Regions from separate parts of the Mus musculus genome. Here region 1 is linked to region 2. Evidence: chromatin loops called from intact Hi-C (ENCODE). Cell type or tissue: heart. All regions are shown on one strand. Each heading gives the region's core, and the rest is flanking DNA. Links, peaks and the distances in the headings are about the cores only.

Region 1 (4,397 bases), core at 266-4,265, 51 kb before region 2:
GGACCCAAACTAAGATGCAGGAGGTAGGAGACAGTGTTAAACAAAGTAACTGATGTGGAGCTTAAGGGTACATGAATGTGAAACTAAAAGATAAGCAGTCTGAGCCAGACGCACACAAGGAGTGTCCTTGGCGAAGTTCTGATGCCAAGGCTGCCGGCATCAGAAATGCTTGAGGACATTTCTAATGGAATCTGATGCCCTCTTCTGGTGTGTCTGAAGACAACAACAGTGTACTCAAATACATTTTTAAAATTTTTTTATTAGATATTTTCTTTATTTACATTTCAAATGCTATCCTGAAAGTTCCCTATACCCTCCCCCCACCCTGTTCCCCTACCCACTCCAACTTGTTGGTCCTGGTATTTCCCTGTACTGGGGCATATAAAGTTTGCAATACCAAGGGGCCTCTCTTCCAAATGATGGACAACTAGGTCATCTTCTGCTACATATGCAGCTAGAGACACAAGTTCTGGGAGGTACTGGTTAGTTCATATTGTTGTTCCACCTATAGGGTTGCAGATCCCTTCAGCTCCTTGGGTACTTTCTCTAGCTCCTCCATTGGGGGCCCTGTGTTCCATCCTATAGCTGACTGTGAGCATCCATTTCTGTATTTTCCAGGCACTGGTATAACCTCACAGGAGACAGCTATATCAGAGTCCTTTCAGTAAAATCTTGCTGGTATATACAATAGTGTCTGGGTTTGGTGGCTGATTATGGGATGGATCCCCGGGTGGGGTAGTCTCTGGATGGTCCATCCTTTTGTCTTAGCTCCAAACTTTGTCTCTGTAACTCCTTCCATGGGTATTTCTTTCCCGTACCCATATACATTAAATAAATAAGTAAATAAATAAATCTTTAAAAAAAAAGAGAGAAGAAAAGAGTGTATCAGCTGCCACACGCAGAACTCCAGACACTAGGAAGACCACACGCAGAATTCCAGACAGTACGAAGGATGGTCTTTAAGGTGGAAGAAGAGAACAGTAGAGTTGAGGTGCTGCTGAGGGCCACAGATGGGGACTACAGGGCTCTAGCATCTTTGTCACTGACCCTGACCATTTCCAGAAGGCAAAAAGGCAGCCCTGAACCATGATAAGGACAGAATGAATTAGATCCCATCAAAGGGCTGGCCAGATGGCTCAGTGGTTAAGAGCACTTGCTGTTCTCACAGAGTATCAAGGATACATTCCCAGCACTCACATAGGATGGTTAACCACAGCCAGTAACTTCAGTCCCAGAGAATCAATGCCCTCTTCTGTGTACCTGTACACATGTGGTGCACAGATACACACTCAAGCACATACACATGAAGCAATAGATAAATCTGTAAATATACATATTTAAAAGTAGGAAGACCTCCTCCCTCCCCAGCTTCTGTATAGAGATTTGACTCAAGGGAGCATTCTCAAGGAACACAGGCAAACAGCCGTTGAAGCAAGAGCAAGAGAGAGACACGCAAGGTCACAGGTGTGCTGGTTTATTGCTTTAGACTCGTGTCTTTTCACTAAATGCTAATGGCAGTTGAGGTAGGATCTTTGGACAATGAATGAGCCATAGGGCTCTGCTTTCATGAGTGGACTACTCTCATCACTAACACTGAGGGAACACAAAGGTTAGTCAGAAGGAAGGGGGTCACTAGAATGTAGTCCTGCATCCTGTGCATCTGGGAAGGCAGGTGTGTTCGTACACAAAAGTAACTCTATAACCGCAAAAAGTCAATAGCAACAGAGTTGCAGTCCTGCAGCACTAGCGTTGGAATTCCAACCTCTCCTAGAGCAGCTGAAGGGTGAGCAAGTGAAAGGATGATCCATTATGACGAGACAGCGGTGCCTGTTAGTCATAACGGCTTAACCAGCCCTCACAGTCCCTCACCATGAGATGTTCTGTGCTCTGACCAGATAAGCTTGGACATTTTAGCTTCTAGAATGGCAAGAAATAAATTCTTTGCCATAAATTGCCTAGCCTCAACTACTCAGTTATAACAACAGTAAACACAGTAAAGAACAATTTCATTTTTAAAAAGGAGAGAAAAACTTCTTAGTAATAATTTTTAATGACTTATGGTATTTCTTTATTTCTGAATATTTTTTATTGAAAAATTGTATTAGTTTTTGAGATTATAACATAATTATATCATTTCCCCTTCTGTTTCCTCCCTCAACGTCCTCCCATATACTCCTCCTGCTTCTCTTTCAAGTCCATGAGCTCTTTTTATTTATTTATTTTTATTTTTTTATTATTGGGCATTTATTTCATTTACATTTCCAATGCTATCCCAAAAGTTCCCCACACCCTCTTTATTTCTGAATATTATGTGCAAGTTTTTTTGTTATTCTGAAATGAGCAGGATTAATATTTCAGTAAAATGATACTTGCCCGGGGTTTAAAATATTTTCATAAATGTCATTTATGCCAACTTCATACAGTAGATGGCAGAAGAGATACAAAAGAAAAAAGTTATAACTCCGGCATGGAAGGTGATGTTACCAACATGTGTGTGTGTATCCATGCACATGTGTGTGTCTATGAGCAATTTTACTTTGTTCTAAGTAGCCCCTCTGCATTGCAAGTGTCCTAAAGAGAGCACAATTTAACTTTAATGTAGGTCCCTGTGTAGCATGGACTGAGCAGGCTAAAGTTTACTCTCCACTATAAGGTCCCCTATCTAGGCAAAAGGTCAAGTGCTCCAGAAGGCTGAAGCTAAAAATAGGGCATGGCTCTTCAGGAGCTGCAGAAGTTATTCAGGGGGAGGTGAGTCACACCAAGACAGTGCCCTGCACCCTCCATGCACTGGGGTAACCTCCTTCACCCGGGAAAGCAGGTTGGGTCTTGCAAAAATGGTTTTAATTATAAGACTAACTTCATTAACAACGTACGGCAGTTCCATTTCTATGCCACCTTCTGTCCCAAAGGCCAGCTTCCCCTGGACATCAGAGGCGAGGCTGCCTGCTATGCATTGACATTGGGCCCCCAGGGAGAGCAGCCCAGAGATGGAGCATTTTAAGAGTCCAGCCTGTCTGAAAGCCTGTCCGGGAATGTTGGTAGGACTGTGGAATCTATAAGAATGGCAGTGGCCAACCCAGAGGGGCAGGACATGAGTGTGGGAAGGATTTGTTCCTGATCCTTTCATTGTTGCCTTTCTGGAAGTTTCTCAGGAAATCCAAGTAGTTAATGCCCGTTGAACTGTTTACAAGCTTGAAGGTCTCCAGAAAACAAACAAACAAAAAACACCGAAACACTCCATTTTTAATGTACAAGGCATGCATGTTTCAAGACCAAAATGAAATATTACCCTTCAGCCTGAGAGAGGGTAAGCTGGACCATTACTGTACCAGTTTCCCACGTAAATCACATGTGGGTCTTTACATTATTTTTTTCTTAAGAATCTCATGGGCTGGGATGTGGGTCCATTGGTAGAGGGCTTACCCAGTGTGCACAAAGCCCTAGGCTGGACACTCAGCCTTATATAAACTAGATGTGGTGATACACGCCTTCTAATCTAAGCATTCCAAAGCAGAGAAAGGAAGACCAGAGGTTCAAGGTCATCTTTGGCTACATAGTGAGATTGAGGCCAGCCTGGGCTACATGAGACTGGATCTCATTTCCCCTGATCAGGAATGCCAATACCACTCAAGGATCTGCAAATACCTTGTTCCAATGTAGAAATGGTGTTAGTTAATCCCAGCACTCAGGAGGCAGAGGCAGGTGGATTTCTGAGTTCGAGGCCAGCCTGGTCTACAAAGTGAGTTCCAGGATAGCCAGGGCTATACAGAGAAACCCTGTCTCGAAAAGCCAACCAAAAGAAAGAAAGAAAGAAAGAAAGAAAGGAAGGAAGGAAGGAAGGAAGAAAGAAAGAAAGAAAGAAAGAAAGAAAGAAAGAAAGAAAGAAAGAAAGAAAGAAAGAAAGAAAGGAAGAAGGAAAAGGTGTCAGGAGGTGTTAGTGTTACAAAACAAATTCATATCAAACACATCGGCTTACATCGAAGTGGGGAAATCTTTGCCTTGGTTTCAGCTGCTATCTGCTGACATTGGTAGGGTTGGTGACAGCTATGGTCTGTCCATACATTCAAGGGTTTCACATGATAGTCATAAAGATATTAGTACAGACACGGAAGTGGGCAATGAATGCTTACTAAGTCTTCTTAAGACTGTTGGGTAGGGGTCCCTCAGGCAATAGTTCTCAACCTGTGGGTTTTAACCCCTTTGGCAAACTTCTATCTCCCAAAATATTGACATTATGTTTCATAACAGTAGCAAAATTACAGCTACGAAGTAGCACTGGAAATAATTTTATGATTAGGGGTCGCCACAACAGGAGAAGCTATATTAAAGTGTCACAACTGTTGAAAGGCTGAGAGCTACTTCTCCCAGAGGAACAGAACCAATGTATATTTCAAATG
Region 2 (4,397 bases), core at 279-4,278:
TTCAGAGCTCAGCTTGCGTTTTTAAATATTCTGACAGTCCCATGGTTTCAATTCCTTGTCACTGATTTCTGTTTGGATTTTTGAGATAGGCTGTCCCTCCGTAGGTCAGCTGGCCTCACGCTGGCCTTGAGCATGAATCCTGAGAGCTGGGAGCACAGGGATGTTAGTCCATCTGGAGGGGAGGGAACAAATTCATTGTCTGATTCTCATTTCTGAAGGAATGGGTAAGGCAGTGACTGAACTGAGTGAGCACTACAGCAACACGTGATAAAGTCTAAGAAATAGGTACGGTTGCCAACATTCCCAGGGAAGGAGTTACAGAGACACAGTTCAGAGCAGAGACTGAAGGAAGGACCATCCAGAGACTGCCCCACCTGGGGATCCAGCCCATAAACAACCACCAACCCAGACACTAGGCAGATGCCAAGAAGTGCTTGATGACAGGAGCCTGATATAGCTGTCTCCTGAGAGGCTCTGCCAGTACCTGACTAATACGGAAGTGGATGTTAGCAGCCATCCATTGGATGCAGACACAGGGTCCCCAATGAAGGAACTAGAGAAAGTACCCAAGGAGCTGAAGGGTTTTGTAGCCCCATAGGAGGAACAATACTAACTAACCAGTACCCTCAGAGCTCCCTTAGAATAAACCACCAATCAAAGAAAACACATGGTGGGACTCATGACTCTAGCTGCATATGTAGCAGAGGATGGCTAGTTGGCCATCAATAGGAGGAGAGGTCCTTGGTCCCGTGAAGGTTCTATGCCCCAGTATAGGGGAACGCCAGGGCCAGGAAGTGGGAGGGGGGTTGGGGAGCAGTGGGAGGGGAAACTAGGAAAGGGGATAACATCTAAAATGTAAATAAAGAAAATATCTAATAAAAAATAGGTACGGTTGAGAAAAGGGTTCATTGTCCACACTTAATGTTACGAGTTTAAATGTCATTGAGCCATTTACAGAACTATATGTCTGGGTCTTGAGATATGTACACACAGAATCTGCCCAAAGTAATATTTTGTTTCGGTTTCATAATGTTCTAAAATATTGATAGGAATTTGCATTTTGTTACCAATTATGAAAAAAATAGTCTTACATGGTACACAGAAAATAAGCCGGGTGGTGGTGGCACACGCCTTTAATCCCAGCCCTTTGGAGGCAGAGGCAGGTGGATTTCTGAGTTTGAGGCCAGCCTGGTCTACAGAGTGAGTTCCGGGACAGCCAGGGCTACACAGAGAAACCCTGTCTCGAAAACAAACAAACAAACAAACAAACACCCCCAAAAAACAAAAACAAAAAAACCCAGAAAATATTAAAAATAAGGGGTAGTTCTTTGTAATTCTGTACATAGAAACAAACCAAAAAGGCTTATAAAGATACTATTTTAATATCCCAAAAGATTTTAAAAATGACATTTGGAAGTTCCTTGACAATGAGAAAAACAGCCAAGTTGAAAACGTTCTGTAGAAATGTAAGGTAAGAGCATAGATTTGATTGTTGAAGGTGTGTTGCTTTCAATGCTACCATTTTCTCCTGCCATTTGTTCTGTGACAGGGTCCCATGTAGTCCAGGCTTTGCCTGCACTTGCAGCGTAGCCTAGGGAAGCCATGAACACCTGATCCTCCTACCTCTACCTCCCAGGTGCTGGGATGACAGGTGTGGGCCACCTCTGGGGCCCAGAACAGCCTAGATTTAAAACAATGCTAAGACTCCCCTACCACCTTTCTCTTTGGCATCTTATAAATGTCTTGTAGATTAAGTCTAGAACCACTGTTATTCATCTTTGTGAAAAAAAAAAAGTAACAAGTATCCAAAAGTCGGGAAAGTAGAGGCAAGGGCATCTCACATTTTCCCAGCTGGAGTCCTACTGAGCCGCAGTCAGCTCTCTGTCTGCCACAGAAGGATGGTAACCGCAGAAAGAGGAAAATAACACTAAGTGAACTATAAGTTATTCAAGACCTCAGTGGAAGGTTCTGGCCATCCAGCAAACTCAGAGTCTTCACTGGATGCTTTTAGATCTGAAACTTTATGAAACATTGTAGTTTAAAAAAAAGTTAATAGGAAATTCAGAAGCAGAAAAATCTACTTCTCTGGATTTAAAACTCTTATCCACGCGAGGAGGGGCGGGGAGAGGGAGCGGGAGACAGACAGACCTTAGTGAGAGACGGACAGCGTGAGAGACAGAGACACCTTAAAAAGCAAAATGAAAAAAAAAAATTTTAACTGAAGTTGTAGACTGCTTGTGACCACTTGGGGGAGGCTTATTTCATCCCTAACATTGTTGAAAGCAAGCCCCTGCTCTTTTACCTGAGGGGAAAACCTGACATATAATTCGAAAAGTGAAATAAGCTCATTAGATGCTAAAATGAAACAACACACCAGTATCCTTCTGAGAACTCTCTTGCTATGTCTATTTTTGTCTCTCTGAGAAAAAAAAGGAAACATAACATGTTTAAATGCTAGCAAAGAAATCCACCCACCAATCCACCCACCAATCCATCCATCCATCCATCCATCCATCCATCCATCCACAAGGAATTTCAAGATTCAGGACTTAAAACCCTGTTTTGGAAACAGTCTTGCGGTAACAGTCAGTATGAAGCAAGCACGCCCTCTGCTGGCAAAACTGTATTTCTCTCTACCCTCCCTCCTTTCCTTGTTGCTGGAGACTGAACAAGCAACAACACTTTAGCATCTCCTCTGTACTCCCTTGATTTACTTGGATATAGTATCTAAAGAGAAGAATGCTAATATCTGCCCACTGAAACAGAGGATAGACCTTGAAATTTAGTGGGACATAGTAACAATTTGCTTTGAATTCTAGGGCTCCATTTTATAGTCTACACTTCTGCATAGTACTTTACTGTTTTAAGTTTATTCATGCAGCTCCTGGAGTCCAGTATGCTAATGTGTGTGTGTGTGTGTGTGTGTGTGTGTGTGTGCGTGTGTTTTAATAATCATGACAAACAATGGACCTTGTTTGTTCATATACCAGCCACAGATATAACTACATGCATGTGTGTACAAGCATTCATTACAACCACAATCAATCAGCCAGAAAACAGATTAAACCGAGTATTAGCTCACACTGTAGGAAAACTTAAAGCCAATATGGCTCTCTGAAGTTTGGGAAGAGGTGAGCTTGGTCCTGGAGCCTACACAGTGGACAGAAAGAACTGACTCTTCAAGTTATCCAATGTCTTCACATCCACGGTAAGACAGAGAGAGAAAATGTTTAAATAAACAGAAAAATAAAGAAGGGTTTGGATATAAAATAAACATAAAAACAAGTAACAAATAACCAGTTAGGAAACATGAAAACTATATATAATAGCACAAAAATACACCAGTTCTAAGCTCATCAAAAAGAAAAGTCAAACTATCTTATCACATGGGCTGATTACATGCTGACATGCCAGGACTTTGTGGGCTGTGGCTCTGATAGTTCAATGACAGCATTTCCAAGACCTGGATTTGACCTGCAGCACCAATGAATAATCAAACAAAATTAAATATAGCAATATCATATACAGTCAGTTGAATAAAGCCATGTTCTGATGTGTAACAAGTTACACTGGAAAAAATACTTGTTTACATATGTAAGTTACAATGTATATGGAGCAAAGAAGAATAAAATATTGGCAGTTTCCCACTGCTTTTAAATCTTCACTTTTGAAGCCATGTGTGGTGGTGCCTACTTTTGATTCCAGCCCTCTGGGAAGCAGAGACAGGTGGATCCCTGTGAGTTTGAGGCCAGTCTGGTCTACAGAGTGAGTTTCAGGACAGCCAGGGCACAGAGAAACCTTATTTCAAAAAAACAAAATGAAACAAACAAAAAGATCATTGCTGGAGGAATAGTGAAAGCTTTAAGAAGCTGCTGACAGTCCTCACCTATGAATATTCATATGAATATAATGCATAGTCAGACACTAGTGGGCTGAGATTTTCCATCTGTTAAGTCCAGGCTCTTTAAAAAGCTAAGCACACACCTGGTGCCTGCACTGGAAAGGAAGAGCAAGAGAAATAGAAGTTTAAGGCCAGCTTGGGTTATACAGTGAGACCATATCTCAATATCAAAACAAGACAACAACAACAACAAAAAAAATGAAACAAAGAATTACTAGCATGTGGCCCAGCAATTCCAGTTTCGACACTTAAGGGAAATGAAGCAGAGACATGAACAGACAGTTTAACGTCAGTGTCCATCTATTACAACTGCCTAGAGTGTCTACCAGCAAAGGGTATAATCACAATGTTACACACTTACAGGGGAATCTCAATCAACTTAAAAAGTTTTGATACAAGAAGCTGGAGAGTCCACTTACTAGTGAAGAGCACTTGCTGCTCTTGCAGAGGACCTGGGTTTGATTCCCCAGCACCATCAAGCCGACTAACAATCATT

What was found. A loop is a pair of places that touch in the nucleus more often than their neighbours do. Peaks named below come from ENCODE experiments on the same cell type or tissue, not always from the same donor. Only the 100,000 strongest peaks of a DNase experiment are listed, where the experiment ranks them.
Region 1: it touches region 2 in a loop (7-fold over the local background); 18 of 42 quality-filtered maps call a loop at or near these places.

What each region holds. Positions count from the first base shown.
Region 1 is chr8:46,235,196-46,239,592 of GRCm38, reverse strand. No RefSeq gene overlaps it. Among named protein-coding and RNA genes, the nearest start is that of Slc25a4, 26 kb to the right of the region's middle. In heart, for the core only: a CTCF peak has its summit at 2,437 (motif pointing right); a DNase peak (open chromatin) is centred at 2,852; H3K4me3 peaks cover 616 bases; H3K27ac peaks cover 1,305 bases.
Region 2 is chr8:46,183,775-46,188,171 of GRCm38, reverse strand. All of the region lies in intron 3 of Cfap97 (cilia and flagella associated protein 97), which reads right to left. Among named protein-coding and RNA genes, the nearest start is that of Cfap97, 22 kb to the right of the region's middle. In heart, for the core only: a CTCF peak has its summit at 2,624 (motif pointing left); no DNase peak of the experiment used is centred there.